2 separate regions of the Homo sapiens genome follow, and region 1 is linked to region 2. A link is a loop called in an ENCODE intact Hi-C map of the cell type or tissue named here. Cell type or tissue: psoas muscle. All regions are shown on one strand. Links, peaks and the distances in the headings refer to the core of each region. The heading gives the core; the rest is flanking DNA. Region 1 overlaps LOC105377178 (a long non-coding RNA gene). Region 2 overlaps GBE1 (1,4-alpha-glucan branching enzyme 1).

The links. Hi-C counts contacts between places; a loop is a spot of excess contacts. Peaks named below come from ENCODE experiments on the same cell type or tissue, not always from the same donor. Only the 100,000 strongest peaks of a DNase experiment are listed, where the experiment ranks them.
Region 1: a loop joins it to region 2, with 2.2 times the contacts of the local background. A loop is called at or near these places in 6 of 110 quality-filtered maps.

Annotation. Positions count from the first base shown.
Region 1 is chr3:81,864,835-81,877,248 of GRCh38, reverse strand. It overlaps LOC105377178 (a long non-coding RNA gene), which reads right to left. Exons shown (of 3, transcript NR_188681.1): 3 at 1,475-4,855. Among named protein-coding and RNA genes, the nearest start is that of GBE1, 110 kb to the right of the region's middle. In psoas muscle, for the core only: a CTCF peak has its summit at 5,287 (motif pointing left); no DNase peak of the experiment used is centred there.
Region 2 is chr3:81,663,247-81,671,246 of GRCh38, reverse strand. It overlaps GBE1 (1,4-alpha-glucan branching enzyme 1), which reads left to right. Exons shown (of 16, transcript NM_000158.4): 3 at 294-409. Among named protein-coding and RNA genes, the nearest start is that of GBE1, 94 kb to the left of the region's middle. RefSeq lists an enhancer at 7,182-7,681. In psoas muscle, for the core only: a CTCF peak has its summit at 4,536; no DNase peak of the experiment used is centred there; H3K27ac peaks cover 522 bases.

The sequences.
Region 1 (12,414 bases), core at 2,163-10,162, 200 kb before region 2:
AATAAAATATGGCAAAGGTGATGAGATGCTACTAACATTACCTTACATTACATAAGGCTCCACTGCTCCACTGGACACCTACACTTAGTAGAATGGAGTAAGAGAACCCTGAAAAAGTGAACAGTCAGTGTTGTGAACTGACTGTGAAGCGGGTGCCAAGTAAGGAACAGCAAATAGCCTTTAGGAGCAGAGACTAGTCCCCAGGCAACAATTAGGGGAAAAAACAGGAAGCTGTCATGCAACCACAAGGAAAAGAATTCTGTCAACAACCTGAATGGGCATGGAAGTAGATTCTTCCCTATTCCAAGCCTTCAAACAAGAATGTAGCCTGGCTAATACTTTGATCACAGCCTTGTGAGAAACTGAACAGAGAATCCAGCTAACCTGTGCCTGGACTCTTGACCTACAGAAACTGTCAGATAATAAATGTGTGTTCTTTTAAGCTACTTAATCATGGTAACTTATTTCATAGCAATAACTCTGTGAAGATGAATACAAGTTTATACACAGTTCCCCAGAATTCATATTCTAATTAATTATCTGGTGTTAGTTCATTGGGGTACTGTAACACAGTACCACAAACTGCTGGTTTAAACTACAGAATTTTATTGTCTCACACTTCTGGAGGATAGAAGTTCAAGATAAGGTTTCAGCACGGTTGATTCTTTCTCAGAGCTGTGAGAGAGAATCCATTCTATGCCTCTCTCCTGGCTTCTGGTGGTTTGCTGGCGACCACCGGCATTCCTTGGCCTTTGGATGCATCACCCTAATCTCTGCCTTCGTGGTCACATGGTATTCTCTCTTTGTGCATGTCTGTGTCTAAATTTCCCCTTTTTAAAAGAACGCTAGTCTTTGGCTGGGCGCAGTGGCTCATGTCTGTAATCCCAGCATTTTGGGAGGCCGAGGCAGGTGGATCACAAGGTCAGGAAATCAAGACCACCCTGGCTAACACGGTGAAACCCCGTCTCCACTAAAAATACAAAAAATTACTCAGGCGTGGTGGCGGGCACCTGTAGTCCCAGCTACTAGGGAGGCGGAGGCAGGCGAATGGTGTGAATCTGGGAGGCGGAGGTTGCAGTGAGCTGAGATTGCGCCACTGCACTCTAGCCTGGGCGAGAGAGAAAGGCTCTGTCTAAAAAAAAAAAAAAAAAAAAAAAAGAACACTAGTCTTATCGGATTAGCGGCCCACTGTATTCCAATATGACCTTATGTTAACTAATTACATCTGCAACAACCATACTTCTAAGTAAGTTCACATTCTGAGATGCTGAGAGTTAGGACTTCATCATATGAATTTGAAGAGGACAAAATTCAACCTGTAATAGGTGTTTAACTCTTCCTGTAAAAGGAAATCCTAAGAAAGAAAGAAAACACTGCCATTTTAACTTAAGGAATTATCTCTTTGAAATAATAAGCTCTCCTTTCACCCATTGTTTTGTCTGTCATAGCAAGAAGAGAGTGGAGACCAAAAGCATTCGTATATCCATTAATTTTTTAATGCATTTCTTTGAACACTTGGCTTTTACAGAGACAGGAGCCATGAAAATACATCATTACTTTAAAAAGTTGTAGTATCAGCTTCACTTATTAAAATGCAGAAGCACTTATCTAGCCTTCCATAATTTGGTGCCCCAAAGTATTCAGTCTTGGGAGACTATTGCAAATGACTTTGTGAACTACCAATATTTCCTTGGTATTAATTTATTTTACATCATATTTTTCAAACAGAAAATATGAAATGCATTTGATAGCTCTCAAGTTTAAATAATAGTATTCACTTTCAAATGATGAAGCTTTTAAATAGTTAAGAGCATCTTGTGGCCATAGAAATAGCTATTAACAAGTAAGCATCTTCTACCTGTCAGTATTCCAGTAAGCAGTTCACATAGATGATTTCATTTTCTCTTTACAGCAACCATATGAAGTGTTTGCTATATGAACCATATAAATGGACATGTAACATCTCCATTTTATAAAAGAAGAAAGTGAGGAAAAGAGAATAACCGAGGTGTCCAAAGTCATACAGCTAGAAAATGTTAGACCTGAAATTTTAGTCAAGTTCACCTTCATTTCAAAGAGATACACTGTCTTGCTGCCTCAGAGTAATGCAAGACTTATATATTTTATAAAATCTGGATTCAAAAATTCTCAGAGGCCAGGAATACCAACCATCACTTCATTATATAGATAAAGTCATTATTAACAAATACATCCATCAGTCCATTTAGCAATTCCTTTAGATAGCACCACTGATGCAAGGAAAATCAAGTAGGGGCTGACAGAAAGGCAGTGCTGATCTTGGCTGTCTTCCCATGTCTTCCCTCAGCTGGCATTCCAGGCTCTCAAATTACCACCCTGAGGTAGAGTCTATGAGGTGAATGACTATTAGGTACATTGATTCTATTGGACACAAATAAAAGGTTTTAAGGGGTTAACATGACATTAAAATGAAAAGTGGAAGCCTATAATTGCATGTATAGATCTCTGGCTCATAATACCTCAAGGGCTACTACTCTGATATTCTGTTCATCAGTTTCATACTATTAGCTCCCTTTCCCTGATTGTTGTCTGTGAATCATGAATTATTGCTTGATCTCATATTTGAACAGTTTTTGTTGTGTCTGGGTTGCTCACCTTAAAACATACGAGTTATAAGAGCGATTCAACTCCTACTTCCAAGCCATAGAAATACTTGCACACATTCCCAGAAGTTAGTTACTTGAGAAAGATTTCCAAAATTCTGTATCTATAGCCCAGTAATCAAATTATCAGATCTGTTTCCTTCATCATCACAGCATGATCTGATGAATAGCAATTGTTCCCTCTCTCTTGTCCAGCTTAGGCTGTGATTAATTTGACTGGTTTCAAAACCTGTTGTGTTTTTCCTCTGTGCCCTGCCTGAATATTGGCACAATATTATTGCAGTAGGTTGCATTACTTCCATTTTATCTTACATTTTCAGGCCACTTAATCCCAACATGTAAATTTCTGTAATATTAAATGCAAGTGAACATTTTAAGCCAAGAGCCCTAGCATTTTTTTAGTAAGACTGTGTCACTGCTCCTAAATTACCATGAGGCATGTTAACACAAAGATATTACAAATAACAACATAAAATGACAGGAAATTTAAATGATACCTGGGAATACAAAATTCATGCACTTAGGTCTACCATATGTTATATCACTCTTATCGTAATATCAATCCTCATCTCCAATCAGTAAAGCTAAAAATGAGGTGACTTTCTGTGATTACATTTACAGATTAAAACGTTACATGAATTAAAAGGAAACCTGATAATTTAAAAATATGTATTTAGTAACTATTATATGCAGCTATTCCTGGAAGAGCAGGTGGGGAAATAAAGATAATAGTCATAAACCTTACTGTTAAAGAATATATAATCTATCTAGAAGAAAATGACTAATTTTTCTCTAATTGCTTTGCCCCATATTTTTCAGTATGTCTGGATGCCTTGTTCAGTTCTTAAGATTACTACTTATTCTATGTATCTTTTTGCCAATAAAATTATTGATATTTTTCATAATTTTTAGCCAGTGAAAATAATCTAGGTCAGGTTTGCACTAGGCTTAACATATAACTGCTGTGTTCTCAGAGCTTTAAAATTCAGCTGCTGAACGTAAATCTTTAGAAAAAAGACACTCCTTTAAGAATAGAATGCTTAAAATTTTAACCCCAGTAGTGAAAAGAAAAGCTCATAGCTCAGTATTTTCTCCAGCAAATGAAAGAAAATAATTATTTCATTCCTATTCCATTAGCTGTTTATGATTTTAATTCAACAGCACTTTGGAAAAAATATTCTTCTGAAGGCTGGTTACTGGATACACTTCTAGGTTTAACACTTCAAGATAAGTCTTGGTGATGGAGGATATAGATTTGGAGGTATAGCTATCTTGTCACCTTGTTCTGCCTGCCCTCCCACTGTAAATTTTTTATTCCACATTTTAGCATTTAGTGTGTGTGTGTGTGTGTGTGTGTGTGTGTGTGCATGTGTGTGTGTAGTATAACTAAAATTCTATAAAATATGTATTATATAAATTATGTGGTTTTGTCTTTACAGTAAGTACTATTTTTATGCCCTTTGTTCTACTTCTTGAACTGAATTTTTTTATAACTTTTTATATTTTTGCAAATTTTTAAACATGTGATGATTATTTTCTATTTGTTTTCTCTGTAATTTAACATTTATATGTAATTGGTAACATAGAACAATCATAATGATGGAGAATTTATGATTTTTAAGACTAATGTTACCTAATGATCTACTTTAAAAAACACATTTTTCAAATAGATGCATTTACATGTAATGAGATGAACACATTCCAGTTTTCATAACTTTTGACATCTTACTCATACGTCAATTTTATACTTTCTGGAAGTAAGATGTTTCTGTTTTGAATGTTTACTTTTTGTGACCTTTTATACACAGCTCTGAAATTGTCATCTGTGTCTATTGCAACCAGCTGTAGTAAACAGAAACCATACAGTAACATTAAATGCAGATGCTAAAATTTTATAAAATGAGTGAATGATAATTGATGATGAAACAGTGAACATGACTAACTTAGTGCAGAAACCAAAATACAAAGAATAATGGTGTAATTCTTCTGTCACTCAAAACTGCACAATATATTGACTTAGATCATTCCATTATTAGCCATATAAGCATTACAGTGTTTTTCCTACAGAATACACAATGTGATGTAATCATCTCTTATATTTTTCAGAAACAATAGCCATAGAGTCCGCATATTATGTTTTCTGTTGGCAAAGAGCTTTTCTTTTTTTATCTTGAAAGATAAAATGTTTTCTATCTTCCTCAGATGTTTTTAAACTGCAAAAAATAAAAAAAAAGATGAAGAATACAGTGGCATATATCAAAATAATTTACTTCTAGCACTAAATATTGACAAAGAGATTCTCCTTTACTTTTTGCAGCGCCATTTAAATTCAGTGATTACATTTCTGATGTTACAAATAAAATTAACCATTTGGAAACATTATTCATATCTCAACAACAAGGTAATTATTTAATATTTTCTGCCAGGAATATTGAGGTGTATATTTTTTATTTAGAAAAGGTAAAGAAGTTAAAGTTTCAGGCTGCTTTTTTAGAATTGATGCTAGCATGCTTATGAGAATCATAACTACAAGCTCTCTATTTTAAATTATTTACTTTTTTTTACTAAGAGCATGGACCTTTTTAAGAAAAAGTCTGAAAAAATATTTCTGAAGCCCACCAAAAAGTAATGTGTGACTTCCCCCTGCTGGCTTAGTAGAATAATAAAAACAAGAAAACCCGTTGTGATAATTTTTTATATTCTAAAACACTAACGTCTTATTAATTTAGAGAACTAGGACACATATCTTTCGGAAGTTGCAAAGCATCTACCAGTAGCTGCAATATCCATTTATGTACTAAATATACAGACCCATCAACATTCATGTATATTTCCACCTGTCCACATTCACACCCAATTAGATCCAAAACCACATCAACCTTTTAACCTAAAACAATATTTAAAAAGGAAACAGACACACACACATACACAAACACACACACACACATGTAAAAATCCCTCTCTTGCCTAGTGCCAATTCAAATTTATTTGCTATCCTCTCCCTGGAACTCTAAAAACTTCTCTAGTTGTCACCAATGTGGGCTGGTTTCCAGGTCCCATTCTCTGCCTACTGCCTGTTGGATCTTGTAGCTGATACTGTACCTGGAGCTTCATGTGCAACCTGGCAATCATTGCTACTACAAAACTAGTTCACTATTAAATTATATATTTTAAATCACTTAATTATTGTTGCATCTTATTAAAATTAAAAATAACTCAATCTGATGAACCAAAAATAATAGATGCATATTTTGTATTACTTTGAATAAAATTTGCATGTTAATCAACTAGTTTCTAAATGCCAAGAAATAACTTTTCTGTTGCCTCCTCTCCCCCTGCCTTGCAGTGGGTGCCAAATAAAGATGACCCAAATTAAAAATGTGAGAATTTGAGTTACACATAAGAATTAACAACCCTGAATACGACACAGTTCCTGGGGTCTAATTCTTTCTGAAATTGCTGCAAATAAATTTATCCTTTTTAGAACTGCTGAAGTTGTATCCATATAGCAAACTAGTTCATATATTTGCTGACTGAATCACAGAGACCACTATCAGTATGTAAAATTCTCTAAGGAGTTATCAGGTCTGGATGTCAAGACAATTCAAATAATCAGACCAAGTACTTTTCATTCTGTGAATGTCATCCTGTTAAGTAAAATGACTAAGCAATGAACTAGTTAGCAACTTAGTGACTAACCTGCCCCTGGTTAAGATTGTATATCAATCCAGTCCTAAAGGCAAAATGCATTAGATGGTTACTGTTGCAGGCTGCGTTGTGTCCCCTAAAAGATATCTTGAAATCCTAAACTCTGATACCTGTAAATGTAACCTTATTTGGAAATAGGGCCTTTGGAGACATAGTTAAGATAAGGTCATAGGGTGGACCTAATCCAACATAATTGGTGTCCTTATGAGAAGAGAAGAGACAGACAAAGACACAAGGGAGAATATTATGTGAAGATAAGAGTCAGAGATTGATTAGAGTGATGTGATGACTGCAAACCAAGGGATACCAAGGATTGCCAGTAATTGCAAGGATGCTAGGAGAAAAGCATGGAACAGATCCTCCCTGAAAGCCTCCAGTGGGAACGAACTCTAACACCTTGTTTTCAGACACCTAGCCTCCAGAGCTGGAGAAAATAAGTTTCTGTTGTTTTAAGCTTCCCAGTTTGTGGTATTTTGTTATGGCAGCCATAGGAAACTAATACAGCTAATGGACGTAATATTTATTGGAAACCTACTATGAATGAAGGCACTAAATGGGTCTTCAAGCCCACAGCACCAAGGCCAAGCCATAATACCTTGGCCTTTTCCTTCAGGACACCTGAGCAAGTGAATGACAGAGAAGTGAACCAACCATTATAATTGGTCATGAAACTATCTTCAAGAGATATTATACAAGCATGTATAAAAAGTCTTAACGTAGCAATATTCCTAGAGAATATGACATCTCAGATAAGATGTAAAGAATAAATAAGAGTAAACCAAGAAATATTAGGGGCATGCTAGGGATGGAGGTGTGCAGAAATGATGAAATCATTCCAAATAGAGGCAACAGCATGAAAATGAGCCATACGAAGAGTGTGTTAAATTTCCGGAACCTCAATTCCACTCACTCCTTGCAAAAATCATGTATATATTATTTGTAGTAGAACTTATTAGGAAGAAGCAAGATTTGTGTTTCTTTACATGATCTGAGTTAATAAGATAGTCTCCCAATAACAAGATGTAATCTCCCTATAGAAGAATTTCTCAGAATAACATATGCATCAAACGACTGATCCTTTTTACTTCAAGGCATTTCTGAAAATTGAAACTCTTAAGTCCACAGTTTCTTAAACAAATATTCCAACACCACCTCTTTGCTATTCCCAAAGTCTTTTGAAAGTGGTTTTAAATTATTTCCACCTTTAAAATTTCCCAAACATCCAAGGCACTTGGACTATATTATGAACAAATTGTCTAAAAATACTCAGGCTTGCATAATCAGTAAAGAAAGCACTTCCCTCTATAGTACGAAGTTCAATAGAGCATCTGAAATCAGTGTAGCTAATAGCAGAGTTCAGATGAAAAACTATTCTGAATCTCAGAGGTTACATAAGCAGAGTATTAAAGACATTCTAGTTACTATGGTAACCTCATTTTTTATGGATTAGTAGAGTAAATAGTCTTACAAATCTTCAATAATCTGTTGACAAGTTAAGGTTAACCAGGGTAAAATTAAACTATAAAGCTTTCTTTTTAACAAATATAAAACAGAAAATTAGTGACCAGTATTTTTTTCAGAAGAAAGACACAAGTACTTACACAAAGGTTTAATTGCCTCATTTAGAGTACTGATCTAGAATTCACGGTATTATAAATTTTGCAGTAATGTATTACTGAAAACTGCTTAAATGCATAAACTGAGATTCTCTCCCTTTTTGACCATCCAAATGTATATCTGCTTATGTTATTTTTTCATTTCAATAAAAGAAATTTTAATGAAATCAATGCCAGAACCACAATTCAAAATTTGCTATACTATAGTATATCTTTTGATTCACTGATTGTTATTTTTTCACATAAGTGACATGATCATATTCTAAACTCCATGAATAAAAATTTTACCTCCTGATAGAATACGTGTTAAAGTCATATTTAAACATAAACCAGTTAGTTAGATCAATTATTTTTATCCTAAATTCATGAGAAATATTAAACCAAAAACTGAACTTTTAGATCAATGGGAAAATTATTCTTGGCATTTTCTCTCCAACACCATGGCATATTTCTGAGAACTCTCTTCATGTGTATGTGCCAGTGTATTATGCAATATCCCCTGCACTCACATTTTTCAGCAAATGTTCTCAAATCAATACTTCCATCTTGCTCAATGATTTTTCTTTCTATCTACCTATCTCCAAGTTTAAATTCTCATTGTTTTTCAAAACTTTTCAAGCACCTCCAGAATTTTATCTAATCTACCTGAAGCATCTTCTGAAGCAAAGGAATCAAGCTTGAGTTCAATTCTTTTGTACAACATCTCACATTCCTCAAATTTATGACAATTTCAGTGGTAATAGTAAATCCAATTACAAACACCCTAAAAGACTATAAGGCCATTTTCTGGCATTACTATTTTACAATTTACACACACACACACACACATCCAGATAGATAGACAGACAGACTAATAGATGATTGATTGAGAGAGATAGATGATAGATAGATGATAGATAGATAGATAGATAGATAGATAGATAGATAGATATAACATGCAGTCATTCTAAGTAATTTAAAACAGATAATAATATTTGGTAACCTTGTAAGGATATCTTAAAGAGGCACACATGTGCACACACATACATACACATACAAAGTCCTTTGCCACTAAACCACAAAAGAAAAATTCTAGAATAAACAGGTGAATCTGATTTAAAATCTCAGGAATCCTTTCATTCTCTCAACACATGCCTTCCTCCTGTTGGCCACGTACAAATGCTTTTAGACTCTGGATCTCTAAGGGAGAATAGGAGGGAGTGAGGCCTGGCTCAAAAAGGAAGTTTACATAAGCCCGAAGTTCAAATCTAACCCATTTGCCATCAGTACTTTGCATGACCAAATCTATTATCTAAACATCCAAAGAGTATTTAAACAGATGACCCTAAAAGCAAGTCAGCAATATCTTTATCTAACAAAATGAAAAAGTAGGAAATGTTAGTATAACTATTAGTTATATAACTACTATATGTCCAACAATGTGCATGAGTTAGTTCCAATTCTGTTGAGGAAATCAACTCTTTAAATATTCCATAGGCTGGACATTTTTGTCCATTTTTCAATATTAGCTGTTGATGTCTTCTAAAGCATAATCTACTCATACAATTCTCAGATTACCTGCTTCACATTCCCATAACTGTCTTCCCCAGATCTTTAAAAATAGGCTTATTTATAGGCTCAGTTTCTGACTCATTACTCTTTCCAAAATACCCCTTAGTATTAGTTACTATTTGTTGAACAATTGGTATGGGCCAAGTGATTTACATTAACTAACTCATTATTTTTCAGAGCAGTAAATAACATTACCTTTGTTCACATCTAGGTAAATTTAGGCTTAGAGGCGTTGAGTTACTTGATTTAGTGTGCATGGCTATCAAGTGTTGAAAGTCCATTTAAAACCTAGATCTTTTTCAACCCAAAGTCAAGGCCCTTAATCTCTATGTTAAGGGTTCTCAAACTTGGCTGTGCATTAGATGGCTTGTTAAAATGTGGGTTGTTAAACCGTAAGCCTCGAGTCTCTAATTCAGGGTTTTGCAATTGTGACAAGTCCTCAGAGAAGACTGATGCTGTTGATCTTGGACCTGTGAAAGGAAAATCAATCTTGGGACCCCAAAATTACTAAGCTAAAGGGAAAAGTCAAGCTGGGAACTGCTTAGGGCAAATCTGCCTCCCATTTTCTTCTTTAAAAAGCTAGCGGCCAAGCACGGTGGCTCACATCTGTAATCCCAGAACTTTGGGAGGCCGAGGTGGGTGGATCATGAGATCAGGAATTCGAGACCCGCCTGACCAACATAGGGAAGCCCTGTCTCTACTAAAAATACAAAAAAACTAGCTAGGCATGGTGGCAGGTGCCTGTAATTGTAGCTACTCAGGAGGCTGAGGCAGGAGAATCGCTTGAACTTGGGAGGCGGAGGTTGCAGTGAGCCGAGATTGCGCCATTGCACTCTAGCCTGGGCAACAAGAGTGAAACTCCATCTCAAAAAAAAAAAAAAAAAAAAAGGATAGCTACTAAATAAAAAAGATACACACCTCCCTCACAAGGAATTTCCTAGTGGACAAAGGACAGACAGAATTCAAAATCATCCCTCTGCTCACTGAGATAAATGCATATCTGACTGCTGCCTTTGGAAAGGCTAATCGGAAACTCAAAAGAATGCAACCATTTGTCTCTTACCTACCTATGACCTGGAAGCCCCCTGGATGGAACCAATGTACATTTTACATATATTAATGGATGTCTCCTATCTCCCTAAAATCATGTATAAAACCATGTGCCCCTACTGCCTTGGGCACATCTTATCAGGACCTCCTGAGGCTGTGTCACAGGTGCACATACTTAACTCTGGCAAAATAAACTTCCTAAACTGACTGAGACCTGTCTCAGATAGTTGGGGTTCGCAGACCACACTTTTAAAACATTACATTATGATATACTTCAACCCCCACCCACACCTTCAACATGATATAGCAGTGGTTCGCAATCCCAACTATACCTTTGAATCACCCATAGATTATCAAAATAAGAAAAATACCCATGCCTGGGCTCCACACCAGACAAATTACATCAGGGGATCTGAGGTGATTTGATGCCTGGATATTAGTTGTTTTTAAAGTTTCCCAGGTGATTCTAAGGTACAGCCAGGTTTGAAAACCACCTAGAAAAGGTGAAAGGAGCATGAACTTTGTAATTAAATGCTCATGCTTCAAATCTTAGTCCAAATGAGAGATTACATTGGCTTGGACAATAGTAATAGCAGTGGGGGAAAGTGGTAAGTTTCTGAATACATATTGAAGGAGGAAACAATGGGATTGTTCTAGTAAATTCATTGTGTGGGGTAGCAGAAAAAGGAGTTAAGGACATTCCAAATTTGGGGTCCTGAGTCCCTGGAAGGGTGGACTTGCCATTTATAAAGAAGGAAAAGATTTGCAGAGAAACTGGCTTGAGGGAGAAAAATCAGGACTTGATGTTGACCAGGTACTATTGAGATCCCAGTTATGTAACCAAGAGAAAGCTACTAGCAGGATGATACTGCTGTTTAACGGGGAGATCTTGGGGTTTCAATACAAATGTGGATGCCACATTCAAAGAGAGTAAATAAGATCATGTGGACTGTGCTGATGAAGAACGGATCCTTGACCTGAGCCCTGAGGCACTCCGGTGGTTGAGGAGGGGAGAAAAACAAAAAATTATGTTGTCCCAGAAGGAAAGCAAAGCTAATCATGCCCAACGCTGACAATAGGTACAGTATCGGCCACTGAAGGCCATGGACGTCAGTGGCAAACATAATTTTATCATAGGGAAAGGGACAAAAGCCCAAGTTGGAGTGAGTTTATACGTTTTAAGTAAGGTTGATAAAGCATTCCCAATTTTGTTTTAAATTCAGCATTGTCTAAGTAGGTCAGAAATGGTTTGGCACTGATATTACAAAGATAAACAAGATCTGGCTGGGTGCGGTGGCTCATGCTTATAATCCCAGCACTTTGGGAGGCTGAGGTAAGCGGATCACCCCTGAGCCCAGGAGTTCAAGACCAGCATGGCCAACATAGCAAAATCCCACCTCTACTAAAAATACAAAAATTAGCCGGGCATGGTAGCATGTGCCTGTAATCCCAGCTACTCGGGGGCTGAGGCATGAGAATTGCTTGAACCCAGGAGGCATAGGATGCAGTGAGATTGTGCCACTGCAATCCAGCCTGGGTGATAGAATGAGACAGAAAGGGAAGGGGAGGGGAGGGGAGGGGAGGGGGTGAGGAAGGGGAAGGGGGAGGGAGGGGGCGGAAGAAAGGAAGGAAAGAAAGAAAAAGAAAGAAAAAGAAAGAAAGAAAGAGAAAAAAAGGAAAGAAAAATACAAGATCCCTCGAGTTCATAATCTAAAGGAAAACATTTATAAGCAGTGTTAAAACTATTCACTAAATACAAAAATAGAGGGACAGATAGTGTTATGGGAGCAATGAAAAGAGAATACTCAGCTTTTGATTTTCTATTTTCAATTTTCAGGTAAGGATTT
Region 2 (8,000 bases), core at 1-8,000:
TTTTGCATTCTGTTTATTGACAGAAGTATTAGAGTTGAAACCACAACTGAAAATGTTATAGTCTTAATTTAATTATAAAATGCAAAAGCACACTTTAAAATGCATTTTTTATAAATAAATTAAGAATAACCTGCCTTTTCTAAACCACTAGTATTTTGATTAACACTTCAGAAAACAATTATTTTAGACAATTTGATTTTTTGTGCAAGTAAAGCAGTATTTTGTTTTTCTTGAAATTCATTAACTATTAGTCCTATCATGCTGTTGTTAACTGATCTTCTTCATTTTTTTAGATGGTTGGAATCCATTTTCGTACCCATACAAAAAACTGGATTATGGAAAATGGGAGCTGTATATCCCACCAAAGCAGAATAAATCTGTACTCGTGCCTCATGGATCCAAATTAAAGGTACTTTCCTCCCTCCTATTTTTTCTTGAACTTATCATTTTCTTTTTATCTTGTTTGCCAAGTTTGATTTAAACTATTAGAATGTACAACTGATGCATGATAATTGTGGGAGAAACAGTCTAAATGTACAAATAGAGGGAAATTTAGGAGGAAGTCTTGAGTTGAACTGGGTTAGATTAGAATTGTTTGGCTGGTAAGGAACCAAACTTAGTTGTATTATTATCACAAGTTTGGAAACATTATATAAGAAATGATATATTAAAAGTGATTTTGAGTAATTGTAAAACTTTAGCTTGGGAAACGGAAAGTTTAATGGAAAAATGAAACCTGTCTTCAAATCAGCCAATGTAGAGAGGATTTTTATCTGTAAAGAGGTCGGGTGAAATTGATGTGGGAGGGGATGCTGTGTTGGACGCGCATGCATTTTGGAGACTGCTTCTTCTGCTTCTTCCTCTTTCTGGCCTCTGACATGCTGGTGGTATGGTCTTGTTTATCATATTCTTCTGTGATAAAGCCACCTGAATTAGCCCAGGGGTCTCCCTGTTGGAGGCAGGCTGAGCGTCCTCCACACTCCCTCTGCTTTCGTTGACCATGTGGTTTTGCATTCAAGGTCTGCAGAGCAGTTAGAGTCGGCTGCTCTTGTCTCATCAAGGGATGTCTGAAGGATGGGTTCCAAAGTCTGGATTACAGATTTAAGGCATTTGATTATAAGAGAAGCGATCTAAATCTTTTCACACTTACTTGATTTTACTCCATGGTCATATAATTATATAATATTTCCATGTCCCTTGTGTCTTCCTTCCTTAGACATTTACCATGATAAATCCTATGATTGAGTTGTTTTTATTGGTATTTGTTATTTAACAATATTAACTCAGAGTTACTTAAATATATTAAATCAAAATGCACAGTATGTTTATTTTGTAGGTTGTTAAAAATATTTTATAAATAATGAAATTATAAGTGTATGTAAAATTTAATAAGATATTGCCACACATTATAATAGTAAGCAGAGAAGAATATTGTTTGGGATAAGAAGATGTTTAGCAAGAGATGGCAGTCAAGGTTCCTTTTAATCTATAGTGAAAAAGAGAAAAATACTGACAGTATACAATAAGAGGAATTAAAATTTAATATAAATAATCCCCTTTCCATGTCAGTATAAGCTCCATGAGAGCATGGCCTTTGCTGTGTGTGTGTGTGTTTTTTTTTTCCTACTCCTGTATACTCTCAATTCTTTGAACAGTGCCTGGCAGAGTAGACACTCAAAAGATATTTATTGAGTGTTAAAGCCATTTTGAGACTCAGTCTTTGAAGAAGTAAATCAAATAATTTGATTCTTCGATAGTTTATAAGGGCTAATTTTATAGAAACTGTGGCAAGGCAACTATTATTGTTTTCATTGCTGCTTTAAGTCTTAATGGCTGTTTTTTTAACCTTTGTTTTAGGTTCGGAACTTTTTTTGAGAACTGAACTTACTACTTTTTAAAAAGTGTTGCAGGAATTTTTTCTGCCTGTTTCCTTTTTATTTTTTTGAGATAATTGGCAGATTAACTTTACTGAGTTTTTACTTGTTACAATCAATTAACTAAGAGAACTAATCTAAATAGCAAACAGCTCCTTGGCACCAGCTGCAGCTGTGAAATCTCTGAATTCCTTGATTCTGTGACCCTCAAATGTTCTAGTTGAAGCCGAGGAAAGTTCCCAATCATAGTGGAGCTTTGGTTGCAGGGTTACACTACAGTCTATCACCTCATAAGGTTGATTTTTAGCTGCCGAGTTCTATTTATTCATATTTTCACTAGTTCAACAAATATGTGTTGAGTATCTTCTGTGTACCTGGTACTGTAATATGCATAGGGAATCAGAATTTTAAAAATTACTGCCTTTAAGGAAATAATCTAATAAATGAGTTATTTTTAATTTTTATCTGCTCCAATAAGCCTAAGAGCTAGGACACAGTCCACTCAGTAGAAGCAGCTTCCTGTGGAAGTAACTATCAAGCTAAGGAGCTAGGTGTGTGGAAGAGGCAGGATGGGCTGTTTCAAGTTTTTAAATTTGAAAAACAGATTTTCCTTCTTTTGGTGGAGAATCACTGTAATAAACATAACTAAATAGACATAAAGCTCCTTTCCCTCTCAAAGAGGGCTCTGTATGATTATATTATTAAACACTCATTACCTCATTACTAGACCCAGCATCATCTATTAAAAGATAAGAATAAACAGCTCATCGATTTTTTTGCTTTGTTAGCTCAAGTAGGAGGCATGAAAAATACCAACATAAGCAGCTACCACTTACTGAATGTTTCCCATTGACAGCTAACTAATTTACATATATTTTGTCATTGACTCATTACAAGAACTCGATACAGTAAGTACTTTTATTACTGGCTCACCCTACATTCTGCTTTGCCTGAACAGTACCAGTGTATACCTGTTATCTTAATTATTATTATTTTTGATTAATATAGCTTTATTTTCATTTTTTATTTTGATTTTACTTTAAGTTCTGGGATACACATGCAGAACGTGCAGGTTTGTTACATAGATATACGTGTGCCATGGTGGTTTGCTGTACCTACTGACCCGTTCTCTGAGTTCCCTCCCTTCACCCCCACCCCACAACAGGCCCTGGTGTGTGTTGTTCTCCTCCCCGTGTATTCTCATTGTTCAACTCCCATTTATGAGTGAGAACATGCAGTGTGTGGTTTTCTGTTCCTGTGTTAGTTTGCTGAGAATGATGGCTTCCAGCTTCATCTATGTCCCTGCAAAGGATATGATCTCATTTCTTTTTATGGCTGCATAGTATTCCGTGGTGTGTATGTACCACATTTTCTTTATCCAGTTTATCATTGATGGGCATTAGGGTTGGTTCCATGTCTTTGCCATTGTAAATAGTGTTGCAATAAACATATATGACCATGTGTCTTTAGAGTAGAATGATTTCCCTGATGAACATCAATGCAAAAGTCCTCAATAAAATACGGGCAAACCGAATCCAGCAGCACATCAGAAAAGCTTATCCATCAAGATCAAGTTAGTTTCATCCCCGGGATGCAAGGCTGGTTCAACATATGCAAATCAACTAATGTAATCCATCACATAAACAGAACCAAGGACAAAAACCACATGATGATCTCAGTAGATGCAGAAAAGACTTTTGATAAAATTCAACATCCCTTCATGTTAAAAACTCTCAATAAAATAAGCATTGATAAACCATACCTAGAAATAATAAGAGCTATTTATGACAAACCCACAACTAATATCATATTGAATGGGCAAAAGCTAGAAGCATTCCCTTTGAAAACTGATACAAGACAAGGATTCCCTCTCTTACCACTCCTATTCAACATAGTATTAGAACTTCTGGCCAGGGCAATCAGGCAAGAGAAAGAAATAAAGGGTATTCAAAAAGGAAGAGAGGAAGTCAAATTGTCTCTGTTTGCAGATGACATGTTTCTATATTTACAAAACCCCATCATCTCAGCCCCAAAACTCCTTTAGCTGATAAGCAACTTCAGTGGAGTCTCAGGATACAAAATCAATGTGCGAAAATCACAAGCATTCCTTTACACCAGCAATAGACAAGCAGAGAGCCAAATCATGAATGAACTCCCATTCACAATTGCTACAAAGAGAATAAAATACCTAGAAATACAGTTAACAAGGGATGTGAAGGACCTCTTCAACGAGAGCAACAAACCACTGCTCAAGGAAATAAGAGAATTTTAATAATCATTGTAAGAAATGAGTAGCATTCTGTCTCTAGTTCAGAATAATATTAAATTTTAATTTTCAAATAACAATCAGAAGGTACAAATTTTAGTAGCTGACATCTGTCATCTCTAAACCTATTTTTCAAAATCTAAATACTATAAGTCTTTTGTCACATTTTTATTCTACAATTGAGCTCTCTAAAGGAGCTGGAACAGCTTTCATTTTATTATTGTAGATCATGATATTTTTCATAGATTTAACTGTGCTTTTTAGGCAATTAAAATCATAAGGCTAAAATAAACACATAATTTAGAGTTTTTCCTTAAAATTATTTTCTAGATAAGTTCTGTATTTGAGTAGATCATTTATGTGTCACATTGATATGTTTGTGGCAGTGAAGTTATATCTCCCTCTTTTGGAAAGCCAAGGCATGGCATTTTGGTTGAGTTTAAATTGTTCTTTTCATATTTTCAGTTTACATAGTTTCCTGAACTTACAGATTGAAAAATAATATTTTTCTCTGGAATAGATTTTCCTTTGAAATTTTTTACATTAATAAAAAGTTAAACTTTCATACATATATGCACATGTATATTTCTTTGGATGTGTGGAAAACAACAGGACATTTGACATGTGTTTCAACCCAGGAAAACTTTTTATTTTGATATTTGAAATGCCTTTATTTTTAGTTGAAGAGAGTCAGTTTTACTTTTTCTGTAATTATGCAACATGATTCATAATGTCTGTTTAAAAAATAGGACTTAATTTAAAAAATATGGAAAGAAAAGTAGCCCTTCTTATAATCATTAATGGCCTGGCCCTCCAGGCTACCATCCACTCTTGACAGATTTTATGGGTATTCTTGCTCATCAGTTTTTAGGCATTTGTAAACTGTCCTTGCCCTTGTCCTCTGCCTCCCTGTATTTATATGCTTTTTATTATCATAAAAATATGATTATACTGTGCCTATTAGTCTTCAGTTTGCTGCACCCCTCCTAATATATCATGCAAATCTCAAAAGGTACATTATTATGTTAGTTACTTGAAGAATCAAGTCCATACCCATTACTAATAAGAGTGATGTCTACAAGGTATAAATTAGCATTTATTCTGGCTAAGCATTCGACTATAAAAAGAAATAAAATGTATTAATATACTCATTCTAGATCACTCAAGTCTGTTTCTTATAATAGCTAACATAATTTTATAACAATTGTATGCTTTCTTGAGGTATTAAAATCAGGGCTGCACCTTCATTACCACTGCTTAGAAGAACAAAATGTTCATTTTCTACCCTCCCTGCTTCCTGCATTTGGGTCATAGAAGTGCTCTGAATTTACCCTGTAAATTGTTCAACAATGTTGAGTGTTTTGCGGGATGTGGTTTTTGTTTTTTCTGTGTACTCCTTTGTAACTTTGCCTACAGATTATAAAGAAGTGCTTGAGATTTAAAATTTAAAATTAACCATTAACATATCCCAAGAAGACCACTTATATGTAATGTAGAAAGAAAATGTTTACAAGAGCTAACAGTAGGTTATTTTAGTTTAACAAGTCTCATGTCTTTTTTTTTTTTTTTTTGAGACGGAGTCTCGCTGTGTCCCCCAGGCTGGAGTGCAGTGGCGCAATCTCGGCTCACTGCAAGCTCTGCCTCCCGGGTTCACGCCATTCTCCTGCCTCAGCCTCTCGAGCAGCTGGGACTACAGGCGCCCGCCACCACGCCCGGCTAATTTTTTTTTGTATTTTTAGTAGAGACGGGGTTTCACTGTGTTAGCCAGGATGGTCTCGATCTTCTGAGCTCGTGATCCGCCCGCCTCAGCCTCCCAAAGTGCTGGGATTACAAGCGTGAGCCACCACGCCCGGCCAACAAATCTCATGTCTAACATCAATCTAGTAATTTTCATTTGTTTAATTTTCATAAATTACTTAAAGAACTTATTTAATCAGCATTTCTAAGAGGTTAGAAACACTACTTCAACCCACAGAAATTAAATGGATGTGTAGTATAATATATGTGAATATATGTGTGTATATATAAATGTGTATTACTATTATGAAACACTGTTGCAAACTTCCTTTGAATTAAAAAATTCTCTCAGAATAGGCATTATTTCATATACAAACTAGAATGTAATGAAATAATATAAATTGAAGAATATACAGGTGATGGCTTTTGTTTGTTGCCTTTGTAAATAACAATGCCATTGACATTTGCATACTTATATTAAACAAGGTTTACTCTGTCATTATGCTAAATATAGTTAGTTTGTGATTGCCAATTCTATGTCATTGACTTAAGAAGTCACATTTACAGTCATGTTGAGAGGTTTGAAGTGATAATAATAATGAAATAATAATCCGTAATGTTTTGCACTGGTAATTACAGTGGGTGATTTTTGCAAATATCTGTTCATGTGAATAGAACTATAAGCAATCTCATGAACACATTGTTCTCAGCTGAGCAGCACCTCTTTCCATTTGATCCTGAGACATGAACTCATTTTAAAATTAATAATGAGTTATTATATAAAAATAATTTTAACATCTGAAGAAATTTTGTTGGTTTTCTTTTTCTTTTCAAAATGTTGGGGCGTTTTAGGCCCAGCTGCTCTCAGGTTTGGACATATCTGTACTATTTGTCTTCGTAGTGCTGGCAGGTTTTTTTTTTTTTTTTTTTGACACATTCAAGTTTTCTATTTTTGCCATTTAATTTTCCAGGCTCTGTCATTTCCTTACCATTCTTTAAGCCTTCAATCCAGGTTCTGCCTCCAGCTTTGCTCATGTGAACCTTATTCCACTTCTTCTCTCAAACTTATTTTGATTCCAAACTTTCTGATATTCCAGATGTGTTGTGTTCTTCTGAAATGAGGTCCTAGGTTAAGTCAAATTATGTTCTTCTTATTTTTCATAAAAAGAGTACTGCTTCTCATCTTAGTTGAAATACAGATTGACCCTCCTCTTCATCCTCTCTGCCCCTAGCATTCCTAGGTATTGCCAACTTCTGTGTCTTTTTGCATAACTGTAATAAACTCTGCTTATAAAAAATAAATTTTAAAATTTGAATTTTGAAACCAAATGCACGGAGAAAATATTTTTTTTTCTATGCACAGCCCCTTTTTATGATTATTTCTCATGAAAAAGCTGATTCCGAATGTGCACATAATTATGTGTAGGAAGGTACAAATGGAAATTATTAGTGTCATGAACTAATTAATGATGACATTGAAATGGGAAAGGTTCCCTTGTCCCCTCACAGGGCGCGCGATGGGGGTGTGGCTCACTACTTCAGTGCCCCGCTGCTCAAACCTCTGCGAGAACTCACAGACGGGCAGGCTGTGGGGCTCCAACCCCACGGCAGTGCCTGGGGGTGAATGTTTACAGCTCATGAAGCCCCAGTGGGCGTGTGCTACCGTGTGCTTTTAGTTTGCTGTCTATATGCTGCTTGTGTTAACCAGCTCAATTAGACCCTCTGCCCTGTCACAAGGACAGAGGGTTTTCTGTATCCCGGGTTCTTGCCTTGGTATACTGGAAGAATAGGATCACATCTGGGCTTGGAGAATGAATGCAAGGTTTTATCGAGTGGAAGTAGCTCTCTGCTGATGGCAGAGCTAGTAGGGAGGTGGTTTTCCCCTGGAGTTGGGCCCTTCAGTGGCTCTGGCTCTCCTCAGATTGCCCCGGCCAAACTCTGTCTTGTCCCACCAGTATATGGCCTGCGGGCATGCTGATGTCTGTTAGGGTGCTCTTCAGCTGGCGTGCCCCCTCCGCGTCCTCCTGCCTTCCAGCTGCTTACGCTGATGTGGTCCTCTCGACGTCTGGCCACCTATGTGTCTGCCCACTGGGGTCTTGGGTTTTTATAGGCCCATGATGGTT